Regions from separate parts of the Homo sapiens genome. Here regions 2, 3, 4 and 5 are each linked to region 1. A link is a contact called in ENCODE Hi-C or POLR2A ChIA-PET data. All regions are on one chromosome and are shown on one strand. Each heading gives the region's core, a stretch centred on a gene start or an enhancer-like site at or near the end of the contact. The rest is flanking DNA. Distances are from core to core; before and after follow the strand shown. Region 1 has its middle 48 kb from the start of LINC01871. Region 2 has its middle 41 kb from the start of LINC01814. Region 3 has its middle 68 kb from the start of LINC01814. Region 4 has its middle 110 kb from the start of LINC01814. Region 5 overlaps LINC00299 (long intergenic non-protein coding RNA 299).

Region 1 (2,624 bases), core at 75-2,574:
ATTTTTCTAGCTGTTTAATATCTGATGCTCCTATTAGATTCAATTTCCAGAAGGCAGGCCCCTGATTGTTTTGCTCACCTGAGCAATGTCTCTTCAGCACCCAGCGCAGGCCCCATGAGCACAAGTACTCACAGAATAGAGAAACGAAGGCATGCCCAGCACCCTAGAGGAAGGACTGTCATAAAGAAAGAAAGAAAGAAAGTCACATTTCTGAGAACTACTGTGTGCATGTGTGCATCAGAGTGTCCTAATGTCAAATCACCTCTGTTGAGTCCCTCATAGGGTAAAACTTTCAGGGAGGGCCAGGATGTCTGCAGAAACGTTTCAGGTCCACATTTCTCCAAAGATAGAATGCACAGCTTTTAGAGACAGCTGACCTTCCATTGCTAGGGGCTTCTTAGTGGAAGTGTGCTGGAGACCATGGCTGGGGAACTGGGCTCAGTGAATTGCCATATCCTTTTCTAAACAAATGATTTTAGAATTTTATGACCAGGTGTTACCATAGTAAGACCTGCTCAGTAAAAAAACAAACAAACAAACAAACAAAAACAAAAAACACTATAGGGCTCTATCCAAGGTGCTTGTCTAACTCTCTAACCCCAGTTTCAATTTCTCGCCCTTAGGGGCAAATTGGCAGGTTGTCCCCTGCTCCTCCTGGCCCACACAGCCTTGCTTATTTGTCTCTGTGTGATTTCCTTCTGAGGTATGGCCTCAACATTCCTCTCAACATAGAGTCTGGAGAGCCACATCTGTAGACCTGTCTGGGCTCATGGGAAGTTGACTTGCGCTGTGAAGCTCTTGTAGGGCCACCTGCCACACCCCTCTGATGACAGGGGTCACTCACTGGGCTTGAATCTTCCCTTTATTTCTAAATTCACTTTTTTCTTCTCATTTGTCTGCATTTCCTTTTCTTCTATTGTCATGGTTCTCAGACTTGCAGGTGCTTCAGATCACCTTTGGCACTTGTTAAAACACAGCTTGCTGGGCCCCAGCACCAGAGTTTCTGATTCAGTAGGGAATTTGCATTTCTAACAGATTCTAGGTGATGCTGCTGTGGCTGGCCAGGGGGGCCCGCCTTGAGAGCCACTGCTGTGCTGTGACCCAGGGTGTAAGAGAGAAGCACCTACTGACCATGGACCCATGGCCAGGAACTCCGCATGGAAAAGGACAGCAGGGGTAGCCGCCCACAGGGAAGAAGCGAGCTGCTGCCAAGTGAAACCTGTGGCCAGCCCCACCTTTCTTAGCAATTCAAGCTCTGAATCAAAGTTCAGGCCAACCTTGGGAATTGTGGTTTTTAGCAACTTTGCTGAAACCAAAAACATTGCCCAACTTGAAGTGTCAAAAGCCTGCATCAAGCACTGGCTCTTCCTCTTTTCTTCCGTAGGAGCCTCCACTCCTCCGTATATGAAAGTTTCAACTGCTGTCGTCCTGAGGGTTTGGCAAGGAGGGACATTCCACAGTTGTGAGATGACTGTGTTCTAGAGAGTTGACAATGCGGCATTTGTGTGTGTGGCGACTTCCTCCATAGAAAAACTCCAGAGAGCCTCCCTTCCGATGCTGCTGATACCCTTCCTTCCCAAGGTTCAGAATCAGGGAGTCCATTTGAGCAGAATCTTAAACAATATCACACACTTATGGAGCCACATCAAGCTGGGACATGCCACTGGGTCTAGAAAAAAATTTTGAGAAAGTATTGCTGTCATAAAGCTGATGTGTTTTGCTGTGTTAGAAGGCAAGATAATCTTGCAGAGACACAGAACCAGATAATTCCTTTTAAAGCAAGGTCATGAATAATATATATAGATAGCCATAGTCGCTGAGGGAAGATAGCAGAAGAAATAAATAGAAGAGCTTTAAAAATTGGAAAGAACTTCATAAGAACAGCAATCTGGGGCCAGTCTTGGGGGAAATTTACTCTTGCAATCTAAAATGTCTGAGGGTAGTATTAGGCATGCTGTAGTGGATGTAATGTTCCAAATTCATGTGGGTCACCTTGAATTATAAGCAGAAGGCTCAACTAGGTTCACTATTCTCAATTTGAGAAGGCAAAGACATGCATACTCCATTCTATTAAGATTTCTACAAAACTAGAGAGGGGAGTATGGCTTAGCGATTAAAAGCCAAGAGTGTAGAGCCAGGCTGCCTGGATTTGAATACCAGTTCTTCCACCTACCAGCCATGTAATTCTAGGTAATCTATTGGATGTCTCTGAGCCTCAGTATTGTCATCAGTAAAATGGAAAAATGATAGTTCCTACTTTATGTCGTTTTTAGGAAGACAAAAAGCTTCAATATATGTAAAGTGCTTTGAATGGCACATATTACAACGTTGTTTATTAAATATCTGCTATAGTAGTTAATGAAGTACTGTAGTTATTTGTTAAATAAATACTCGAAGTTGAATTTTAGATGGGTCATGCTTTTAGCCATAACATTCTGTTATGGAGAGAATTCCTATGCTGTGGGAGCTCCATATTTTCTGAAACTGGTAGGAAATCAGAAGTCTTGGCTGTTATCCTCTAAGTAGAGAGAACATGGGCCTTGGAGTCCAACAGGTTTAGGTGCAAATCCTGGCTGTGCCAGTTCCAGTTCGATGACCCTGGGCAAGACGACCACCCTCAGTGA
Region 2 (2,624 bases), core at 49-2,548, 770 kb before region 1:
AATCTGGGCTCTGCCCCTCATAGGTGGATAGGTGGTGGAACCCAGGGCCAGGCCTATTTAATCCTGAGCCTCCCTTTGCACATCCGTAAAATGGGGATAGTCTTAGCTGCCTCCTAGGGTATGTGAACAGGAGTGGGATGATGCATGGAAGGATCCAGCATGCCACCTGGCTGATACTTTCTCCTCACTAGGGATTCTGAAGGGCCCGCCCTTGGCATTGGCTGAAACGCGGTGGGAGTATTGAAAACGCTGGACCTGTAACTCCACAGAGAAGCGCCTCCCCACCTCAACACCAGCACTGTTCTCAATGTGTGGTGGCCTCTCCCTGCCTGAGAGCTGGTCATTTTGGCTTCAGGGAGCCGGGTGAGGCAATGCACGGCCAGCAGGTCATTTGACCTCAACAGCGCAGGCTCTGCCGGCTGCGATTCCATCACCCCTGGACTAGCAGAACCACTGCCTTTGCAGGAGTCTCAAAGGCCTGGGCTTTTGGGGGTGCTTCTCCGCCACTCCTGACTGCTTCTTTCCCTTCGGGGGCCGTGGCTGGTGCCTGCTGCGGGGTCATTGCGTGACGCGAGCACCGCAGCATCTCAGGTGCACGCGCCCTTCGATGGCCCTGAGGTGCCCGGGAGCAGGCGAGGGCCGAGTCTTAACAGCTCCACTTCCTGTCCCCGAGTCTATCTGCCACTGCTCTGTAGAGTCCTACAGTTTATCTGTGGTCAGTTTTCTTACCCATTTCCTGCCAGCTGCTACTGGTTTTTTAGTCAGCTCTGACAGCTACGGTAATTGGGAAAGGACGCAGGCTGCTGGGGCCGGGTGATTCACCAGCTCTGGCCAACAGGGACAAGGAGCACAGACGGAGGCACCCCGTCGGTCCCCCAGGGCCTGGTCCCCCAGGCTTCAATGAGTGAGACACAGAAAAGACCCAGGGGCACACTCATTGTGAACCGAAAGCTGATCTCTGTGCACGCGCGCGTGCATGTGACATAAGGGAATTTTTTTTTTTTGAATGTGCCAGAGCCAATATAAATGGTTTCATGTTTTGAGAAGTCAGAACATAACTCCAGGCTGAGTGAGGCCCCTCTCCCGGGGAGCCCCATGTTTTCTCTGAGGTGTAACTGCGGTGAGTTGTCTGTGCCTCAGATTAGGATACTGGAGTCACACTTAACATTTTATTTCATGGCATTTCCAAAAACGAAGGGAAAACCCCCATTGCAGCAAATGACTCCTCCAAATAGAAAACTTTGTGTCTGTTTTGTAAATGCTGTGGAAGGGAGTTTTGGAGCTGCCTCACTGTCAGTCATCGCCCAGCCAGGTGCCTTTGGTTGCTGAGTGTTGCACTCAGGGGTGGGCTGCTGGCTGCCGAGCAGTGCCCCTCAGAGGCGGGGGCAGGACCAGCCACACAGCCTCACCTGTCTGGGCCTCTGGAGCCAGCGCCTCCGAGTTTTACCTGACTCTCCGGGTGGCCCTGTTGCCTACTCTAGTGTGAGAAGCACCTCTCTAGACTTTACTGGAAGCTAATATTAATTTTATTGATAGCCGTGGGTTATGGAGCATGAAAATGATCCTCCAATGCAGAATGAAATGACCCACTTCACACAGATTTACTGCCTTCCTCCCAGGCACCAGGATCTGTGCTGGGCACAGCAAGGGACCACCTGGCCTCGGGAGCTAAGGGCTCTGTCTCCAGGGGTCCCAGTCTGGAGAAGGTGGGTAAAGCAAACAAGGAAGCCTCCTAATAAGAAGTTCCCTAATCAGACATGGACTTTGCTGCCAGGAGCACCCAGTGGGGCCAGCCTGGGGCCCAGGGAGGTAAGCAGAAGGGGCTCACTGTAGTAGTAGGTGAGACACAAACAGTTTCATCCATGGGTAGGAAATAGATGAGGGGGAGGGAGAGAGTTAGGAGATGGTCATGGAGATTGCGGGTGCTAAGAATGGCCTTGGTGGGTTTGGGGTCATCCCTGCTCTGACACTGTACAGCACAGTCAGCTTGAACCAGTCCCTGACCTCTCTAAGGATCAGTTTTCTCATCCATGCAATGGGTTTAATGATAGTTCCTTTTGTGATTGTTGTGATACTTCAATGAGAGAATAATGCAAAGTGCTTAGTGCAGCCCTCACTAAGCTCAGTAAGGAGGGTGACTGCATCTGAGGGCAGTGGGAGCCACTGAGGGGGTTTCAGCCGGTGAGTGACGGGAGCAGATTTTTTTTTCTTGAATAATTCCTGGAAATGCTTTGATCATTTAGGCCAGCAGAGGCTCTTGGTTGAGCATGAGACGCATGAACCATTAAGATTGCAGGATATAATCATGTGCAAATTTTAGACAATACCTGAAATCCTAAAATGCATTTCCTTTTTCCCATCGCCATAGTTTTGGATCCTAAAATCAACCAAAAGCAGAATCTGACCACTTTCCAAAGCAATGGTCCTTTAGATTGAGAACAAAATCGTGGAACAGCGCTTCATTTTTCCCGTCTCAAGAAGTCACAAGGCCCAGAATGCAAGAAAATCATGGCTTTTCGATGACCAGGCCTTGTTGGAATGGCTGAGAAGCTCCTCAGCCCCGACCAGGTGCAGTGACTGCATTCGGCTCTCACGGAGCAGGTCTGAGTGGAGCCAGGATTTGC
Region 3 (2,624 bases), core at 58-2,557, 740 kb before region 1:
GGGAACAGTCCCTAGCAGGTGTGGAAATCAATAAATATAAGCTACTAGAGTATTATCTGTATTAAAGTGGGTGGTCTCTGAATACGGGTGCTCCTTCAAGCCTTTTGCGGGGTGGCTTGTTTGGAGGGAGGCTTTACTTGCCGTTCTGCCTCCCAGCCAAGCTGCTCCGTGTTGGACCTGTGCAGGCAACGAGGGGCTGAAATGGTGCTTAATGGCAGCATGGCGTGTCCTTTACTCCAGGCTGTACGCGGGCAGCTCCGAGATCTCCATTTCTGAGCCTCTTGCTCCACTGTAGACTTGGGAACTACTGCTTCTGCTCCCCCAGGTGCATCACCGTCTACGGGAGGAGGATGCTGAGGGGCAGTAGGACTTGGACCTGCCTTGGTGTGACTGGCCTTGGAATTCCAGATGTGCCACTTCCAAGCTCTGTGACACAGAGCAGGTTACTTCACCTCTCTGAGCCTTGGTCGTTATTGTTGATTGCTCAATGAGCATTTATTGAGCACCTCCTTTGTGTGGAGTTCTATTTTAGGTGTGAGAATTAATAGATTCACATAGCCACTAGTCACTGTTACTTAGACATGGCTCTGGGCCTGAGAGAACGTGAAATCTATTAGGGAAAAGATCACTAAATTGATGATGGTCAAGCGTGCACAAGAGTGGGAAAAGGTCCTGGAAGGCTCTCCAAAGGACGGGCTGCATTTCAGGGAGAGATGGGAAGCAGCCTGCGGGATCGGGGTACCCTGGAAGGGTGTGTGAGGGGTGGAGGGTGAAGGTGAGGAGGCAGGTGGCACAGCTGTAAAAATGACACAGTGTGAATGCGTGGGGCTCAGGGCAGGCACGCCAGCTCCCAAAGTGTAGGGCCATGCACTATGTTATGTGGTTTAAGCAGATAACTCATTTCATCCTCATAAATCCTCTGAACTAGTCACAGTATTTGTAACTCAATGTTACAAATTACAAGTAATGATAAACCACAGCCTGCCCGAAGGTCACAGAGCCAGGACATGCAGCATGGGCAGTAGGTGGGCTCCACTCTGAGCCCTAGGCTTCACCACAAGGCTCTGCTGCCTCCTACTGTGTCTTCCTTTCTTCCTGCCATGTTGGAGGAACTCAACTGGGAACCACTAGCCGCAGTCCTGAATGGGCCCTTTCTTCCCATGAGGACACCTGGCTGGAGGTTGGGGCCCAGAGGAAGTGGAGCGACAGCAGGTGTAGAATGGTTTCTGTTTGCTTCTCAGTTCTGAAGTGTTTCCTCTGATAACATTCACAGACAGCAGCTCTGCTGGACAGTTACTGCCCACCTGGAGGGCTTGAGGTGCTCTGTGTGGGGAGGTGGAGGAGGGGAAGGGGAGGAGGAGGAGGAGGGGAAAGGGAGGAGCAGGAGGAAGAGGAGGGGGAGAAGGAGGAAGACCTTGAGGAGGAGGAAGATAGGGAAGAGGAAGGGAGGAAGGAGAGGGAGGAGGGGGAGGAGGGGGAGGAGGGTGGATAAAGAGGAGCAGGAGGCAGCCATGCCCAGTGCCTGAGCAGGACCTGAGTGTGCTGTTCCTGAAGGTATTAGGAACCTCGAGCTTTCTACACCCCAGCTTCCTTTGGGTTGAGGTGTTCCTGAGACATTCACAGTGTCAAGGGCAGCCCTCCTTCGTGACGCAGGGGACGAGATACCATCGGAACAGGAGTATATTTAGAAGACAGGAAACCAGCCCTCCAGCTTGCCCTTGATTTTACAGCCAGCGTTTTAGCCTTGTGAGCACCCCCGGAATTGACTGAGGCTGCAGGGCACTGTGAGAGGCCCTGCAGCCACCCATGTGGCCTCTTCCCCTTTTCTCCTCTCTGCCTCTTGGCCTCTCTGCTGTCTCTCTTTCTGTTTCTATGCTGTGCTGGCTTTGCTGGGGTTGTCCCAAAGTGATGGGGGAGAAATGACATTTTACTTGGAACTGAGTCATTTTGCTGGATTTTTTCAGCTGCGTTCCTGATTAGTAAACCTGTTTCAAGAATGGGAAAATGCACGGGGCTATTTTTAAGTGTTCTCAGCACCAGTGTCCCTAATTCCTAGAACAGACATCAATTGCTTTTCTAGTCTCAAATGCAGATAAACATGCGGCAGCGACATGACCTTTAGCAAAGTAGACTTGCCTACCAACAGTTTGCTCATCTGTAAAATGGGGCTCACACACCCTACCTCATGGGCAGAGGAAGAAATGAGACAATGAGCACCTGACCCCCCACACAGTGCATATTGCCTATGGGTGTTTAATGTGCTGAAGGTTCCTCTGGTGGTTTTTTTCTGGATGAAACTGTGCCAAGACCAGCCCCAGGGGAACTGGTGAATCCCCTGGTGTGCTAAATACAGGTGTGTTTCTTAGTTTAAAATCCGCCTTTGGTCGGCTACTGGAGGAATCATACTGAAACTTGTACTTAAATCATCAGCTGGGAGAAAAGTTGGTAACTCCTGCTCAGTAAATAAACATTTGCCAAGCCCTCCCGTGCTAGCTCTGCACAGACAGATGGAGAGGGAAAGGGAGGTCACACAGCTCTGCCTGAGAGCCTCCATGAAGGGAAGGAGGTGAGCACAGAAATGAGGACCAGGCAGTGAGAATTGTGGGATGGGGATGGGGTGCCTG
Region 4 (2,624 bases), core at 78-2,577, 700 kb before region 1:
ATACCATGATATTCATCTCTTTATCTCCAGGACCTGACCAACAGTGGACCCTTCATAAGTACTTAATGAATAAATATGAACACGCTGCTAGAAACGGGCCTTTTTCAAACATAGGTATTGGCTGGGGGTGGAGGTGGGGGCAGAACAGAAAACCCTGGAACACTGTACTTGGTAATACAGAGCATGGACTTACATTCTCACACCTTGGGTAGGGCTGCATCAGCAGCTGACCCAGATACCTTGGAATTCCTTAGCTTCTTTCTGTCTCTGTTTCCTCATCTGTAAAAAGAGATAGCGACACCTGTCTTGCAAGATGCTGGGAAGATTAAATGAATAGGCGTACACCAAGTGCTAAGTACCCGACATGCCCATAAGCACTGAAGAAGCAGTAGCCACAGTTACTTTAAACCAGAGATTCTGTCAGTCATATGGACAACTCATACTTTAGTAGCAGCAGGATGGTTTGGCCAGGGCTTTCGTGCTGGTCCTGAAGTTGGCTGTGTCCCAGTGGTAGGACTCTTGTGGTATAGATTTTCTCATTTTGGGAGCACTCTTGACAAGGGGTCACGAAGCAATTTGTGGTGTTTGTCTTTTTGGCTGTAGCTGTGGAAAGTCATGTGCCAACCCTGGGGCTTAGGGTTTAGTCAGCAAGGGCACGTGTGGAATGAGGGGGGCCCTACTCTGGGAGCCCATAGTACCCCCCAAGCCTGAGGGCTCAGCTTCCCGTGGGAGCCTGGGCTGACTTAGGGCAGCCAGGCCCCTTCAGAGCAGGGTGAAGACCTGGACCCCGCTGCCTGCTGTCTGTGCCCCCTCGGCCATCCTCGTATGCTCCGCCCCTCTACCCTGTCCTTTGGACGCCCCCTGACTTTTTCCCCTAAATTGACTGAATTGAAATTTACTTGTTTGAAACAATAGAAACCACGTGTTTCCTGATCATACCTAGCTTTGAAAACAGAAAGTGGGCAAAACAAGCCAGGCGCATAGTGGCATTGAGAAAGGCAAAGGCTAACTTCATTAAAAAGCTTCTTTGTGGTATCAGGCAGGAAGTGAAACAGCTTTAAATGGCAAACATTTCTCAATCATTTAATGCACCAGTAAGCTTGGCATTCTTTCTCCTTTGTCCCCTTAAAGAAAAAGAGAGCCCAGATATAACTCAGATGAGGAGGGGGAGGGCCCGATCCTGTGTGTTGGAGGAGTTCCCTGGAGCATTGGTCCTCACCCCCATGAAGCTTCACGGGAGGACCAATGTCAGACGTGGGTGCAGAGGACAGTGCAGTTTCTCTTGTGTGGCTGAGCCTGGGCCACCCCGGATGGATCGCTGACTTCTTGTTGGTGCCACTCACCAGCTAGTTCTCTCAAATCTGTTACCATCAGAAGCCCGGTAAATGGCAAACTTTCCTTGTTAACATGTAGGTCCATTTCCTGGGGATAGTGAAACCCCAGTCCCCACAGGTAGCATTGACCTCTGTTGCCAAATGCCATTATCCTGGTGTCCACTGCATGTTAGGCTCTTTCCACAGAAACCAAAAACACAGACAAGTGTGATAGGCTGAATCCTTTCTTGAAGAAAAAAATTGCACGTACATATTGAATAGCAAACCAATCAAAATGAAAAGGAAAACCAGAAGATGGATGCCACTGATACACGCTTGCTTAGTTGCACTTTTTAAGATTCATTTATAGATGTCAAATAGGATATGAACACATGGAGGTGTGCAGTAAATACTCCTTAATTGATGAAAAGGCAGACATATATGTGAAGATTTTTAGGGAAATACTTTTTTGGGGAAATAGCAGCCAGTTTAAGTTGGTAACATAAATGGTGCCAGATGAAATCATATTGACTGAGACCAAAGTCCAGCCAATATGAAATCGCTCTCAAATGTAATGACTTTAGCATAAAAATTCTGAGTGGTTTCCCACATCTCGTTAACCTTTGTACTGCTCTGCAGCCGTAGGGGCCAGGCATTCTCATAGGGCACTAAGGAAGTGAGAGGTGTGCCTTAAGGTGTGGCTGTAACTCACATTTCTTTTTTTTTTTTTTTTTTTTTTTTGAGACGGAGTCTCGCTCTGTTGCCCAGGCCGGACTGCGGACTGCAGTGGCGCAATCTCGGCTCACTGCAAGCTCCGCTTCCCGGGTTCACGCCATTCTCCTGCCTCAGCCTCCCGAGTAGCTGGGACTACAGGCGCCCGCCACCGCGCCCGGCTAATTTTTTGTATTTTTAGTAGAGACGGGGTTTCACCTTGTTAGCCAGGATGGTCTCGATCTCCTGACCTCATGATCCACCCGCCTCGGCCTCCCAAAGTGCTGGGATTACAGGCTGTAACTCACATTTCTGGACTTCCATTATCATCCTGTCTAATCCTATCATCACCCTGCTGCATCTGGCAAAATCCCCCTGTTCTTGAGCCTCCAAGTGGGTGAATTGGCTCCCATATCACCTCATTCCTGCTGTTGGCACAGGGCTAGTCCACGGTGTCGCAACTGTTTGTTTAGTGTCTGTCTTTCCCATACAAGCTCCTCCAGGGCACAGATCCAGAATTATACACCCCAACATCCCAGTAACTCCCACAGTGTCTGGTAGGTAATAGTTTAATAAAAGCTGGTTGAATGAAAGAGCAGG
Region 5 (2,624 bases), core at 1-2,500, 530 kb before region 1:
ACCTTTTGGTGCTACCATGCTATGCATTGAGGGTCCAGGATGTGTAAGGCACTAGCACAGCACCTGAGATATTTTTGAGTGGTGGGGCAGAGAATGTGGTACAAAAAGATGAATGAGGCTGGATGCAGTGGCTCACGCCTGTAATCACAGTGCTTTGGGAGGCTGAGTGGGGAGTATTGCTTGAGGCCAGGAGTTTGAGACAGCACTGAGGGTCCAGGATGTGTAAGGCACTAGTACAGCACCTGAGATATTTCTGAGTGGTGGGACAGAGAATATGGTACAAAAAGATGAATGAGACTGGATGCAGTGGCTCACGCCTGTAATCACAGTGCTTTGGGAGGCTGAGGGGGGAGGATCGCTTGAGGCCAGGAGTTTGAGACCAGCCTGGTCAACACAGCAAGATTCTGTTTCTTACATTAAAAACAGCAACAACAACAACAACAACAACAACAACAAACAACCACCCATGAACAAGATCTAAGGAGTGCAGGGAAGGCAGTGGGTGCCTCTCAGCACACAGTGAGGCTGGTGCGCTGAGAGGTTTCCCCTCATTGGGATTTCTTTGTTCTCTTTGCTATTCCTCCCATTCAAGCAACCCTTTCTCTGCTCTTCCCTAGGTAAGGGGTGTGAGAGCAGAAAGACAAGCAGTCCTCTTTCGGCTGCAGTGACCATTGGGGTGCTCTGCCCAGGTCTCCCCGCTAGCTGCAGTGACAGTTGATGATGGCCATGGCAGAGCCCGCACTGGATGCCCCCTCCTGCTGCAGGGAATGGCCTCTTTTCAGGTCATATCCCCCAGGTTCTGAAACTGACCGAGGAAGGAACGCAAAGGCTCGGCCCTCTTGCCTCAACTTGGGACAACTCTGATGGGCCGTCCCAGCTCGAGAGCGCCACTTAGGATTGGCTGGGGGTGGCTCCAAGTGTAGCCTCGTTGCAGCCAGCTTCAGCTTCTGCAGCATCCTGCCTTTCTCACTTCTTTACAGGAGAATCTCCCGAGAACACCCTCTGATCAGCACTCTGCATGCAATTTCCATCTCAGACTCTGTTTCTAGGAAGACTTTCAGGCAGCTGACACTGGACGTGGTTGTGAGTTGCAGGCCCTAATGAAAAATTGGAGAGGAAGCAGGTGGCCGGCTGATGAAATGATAACCAGAAGGCCTGTGGGCTTGGGTGGCTGAGGCTGAGGCTACTGAGTGTTGAAGAGAGAGAGGCAGAGGCGCAGGATGACTCATCACTGGTTTCAGGCAAACTGTGAAAGCCAGAGCACTTCCTTGGCAGCATTTAAGAAAACCCCGATGATCTGCAGCTGGAAGGCAGGTTGGCTGGAGGACCAGTCTGAACCCTGAGTAGGTTAAGTTCTCAGTCCTTCAGACACAGGGCTCTAATGGGAAAGAGGTGAGACCCTTACACTTAGGGTGGGAGCCCTGGACAGTTGGGAACCCTGAACACTTACATGCCCCTGAGTCCCCTGGGCCTGCAGAAATGGCCTATTTCTCATGTCATGTAGAAGATTGTAGACTGCTTGAACCTGGGAGGCGGAGCTTGCAGTGAGCCCAGATTGCACCATTGCACTCCAGCCTGGGCAACAGAGCGAGACTCGGTCAAAAAAAAAAAAAAAAAAAAGCAAGACTTTCCTTTTCTGAAGATCATACAGAGGTCTCAAATGAGGTAGGTATCATACAAGACAATGCTTGACCCATCAGGATCTACCCTCATCTTTCCTGTTGGCAAAACCAAAGAATAACAAGAACCAAATCTCAGCACAGCCCGACTGGGGATGAGCTGGGCTGGCTTGGCCAAAAGGGGATATCAGGTGAAGGAGCTGTGGGGTCGAGCTAATATGTTGCAGAGGACCTGGGAATATATTCATGGGATTGGATCAAAGAGTGTAGATATAAAATCGAATAAGGTTGAGTTTATTGAGAGGGAGCAATCTAGGTGGTACAGGATTAAGCATCTTGGTCAAGATCCCTGGAGAGAATGCTAAGACTCAACTCAGATGTTGCTTAAAAGCCTAGAGAAAGCAGTGACCCACACTCAGGCAGATGGTGGAGAGAGGGACCAAATGGCTCAGAGAAGTGGCCATGCTGGAGTGGACATGCTAGCATCCATGGTGCTGACTATCTTCACGAGATGGCCTGGAGGACTTCCCATGTACAAAGGAATGCACTGGTGAGAGTGGCCCCAAAGTCACTGAGCTCAGGAATGGCTGTGCTCTATGTGCCAGAGCTGATGACAGATGATGAAATCACAGAACTGGCTCCTGGTAGCAACGGGGATGACAGGATCCTGGGATTACAAAGGCCAGGTGGTATGCTCACCATTGGATGCAAGGCAGAGGCCATGATCACAATGAGAGGCAAGATCAGTGGGGCACCCAGGGGGTTCCTGCCCTGCAGAGAGCTCTCAATAGGCTCATTGTTTTAGGAAGGAGATAGATGGGCACCCAACAAGGGCAATGCTTAATTTCTACAAGAAAGCACGTGTGGATTACCAGGAGGTACAAAAGTCAGGATCTTTTGCCTAGTTTCTTGAATGGAGCTAATTCTCAGCCCCAGAATCTGTTGACTGAAGGAGGAGCAGAGCTCTTCCCAGGAAGGATGGTACCATATTACAGCAGGTGCATT

The links. A loop is a pair of places that touch in the nucleus more often than their neighbours do. ChIA-PET counts read pairs that join two places held with the same protein, here RNA polymerase II (POLR2A). Pooled maps may share reads with other maps.
Region 2: a loop to region 1 is called in a map of GM12878, with 6 times the contacts of the local background. The contact joins two enhancer-like sites. A Hi-C loop is called at or near these places in 1 of 168 maps with a recorded cell type or tissue (GM12878) and 12 of 50 pooled maps. POLR2A ChIA-PET finds 5 or more read pairs at or near these places in 1 of 52 experiments (activated CD4-positive, alpha-beta memory T cell).
Region 3: a pooled map shows a loop between it and region 1 (17-fold over the local background). The contact joins two enhancer-like sites. A Hi-C loop is called at or near these places in 3 of 37 single-sample maps with no recorded cell type and 9 of 50 pooled maps.
Region 4: a pooled map shows a loop between it and region 1 (5-fold over the local background). The contact joins two enhancer-like sites. A Hi-C loop is called at or near these places in 2 of 37 single-sample maps with no recorded cell type and 8 of 50 pooled maps.
Region 5: a loop to region 1 is called in a map of GM12878, with 7 times the contacts of the local background. The contact joins two enhancer-like sites. A Hi-C loop is called at or near these places in 1 of 168 maps with a recorded cell type or tissue (GM12878), 10 of 37 single-sample maps with no recorded cell type and 10 of 50 pooled maps. POLR2A ChIA-PET finds 5 or more read pairs at or near these places in 1 of 52 experiments (HEK293).

What each region holds. Positions count from the first base shown.
Region 1 is chr2:7,772,296-7,774,919 of GRCh38, reverse strand. No RefSeq gene overlaps it. Among named protein-coding and RNA genes, the nearest start is that of LINC01871, 48 kb to the right of the region's middle. RefSeq lists an enhancer at 1,169-1,218. Within about 2 kb of position 1,324, at least 4 of the 41 ENCODE cell types and tissues checked have a DNase peak (open chromatin) inside an H3K27ac peak, as active enhancers do.
Region 2 is chr2:8,541,970-8,544,593 of GRCh38, reverse strand. No RefSeq gene overlaps it. Among named protein-coding and RNA genes, the nearest start is that of LINC01814, 41 kb to the left of the region's middle. RefSeq lists enhancers at 141-200, 1-369, 370-876, 851-1,140, 1,151-1,200. Within about 2 kb of position 1,298, at least 27 of the 41 ENCODE cell types and tissues checked have a DNase peak (open chromatin) inside an H3K27ac peak, as active enhancers do.
Region 3 is chr2:8,514,679-8,517,302 of GRCh38, reverse strand. No RefSeq gene overlaps it. Among named protein-coding and RNA genes, the nearest start is that of LINC01814, 68 kb to the left of the region's middle. RefSeq lists enhancers at 1,846-1,895, 2,096-2,205. Within about 2 kb of position 1,307, at least 14 of the 41 ENCODE cell types and tissues checked have a DNase peak (open chromatin) inside an H3K27ac peak, as active enhancers do.
Region 4 is chr2:8,476,379-8,479,002 of GRCh38, reverse strand. No RefSeq gene overlaps it. Among named protein-coding and RNA genes, the nearest start is that of LINC01814, 110 kb to the left of the region's middle. Within about 2 kb of position 1,327, at least 12 of the 41 ENCODE cell types and tissues checked have a DNase peak (open chromatin) inside an H3K27ac peak, as active enhancers do.
Region 5 is chr2:8,300,782-8,303,405 of GRCh38, reverse strand. The region is part of intron 2 of LINC00299 (long intergenic non-protein coding RNA 299); the gene reads left to right. Among named protein-coding and RNA genes, the nearest start is that of LINC00299, 26 kb to the left of the region's middle. RefSeq lists enhancers at 1,015-1,074, 2,180-2,624. Within about 2 kb of position 1,250, at least 17 of the 41 ENCODE cell types and tissues checked have a DNase peak (open chromatin) inside an H3K27ac peak, as active enhancers do.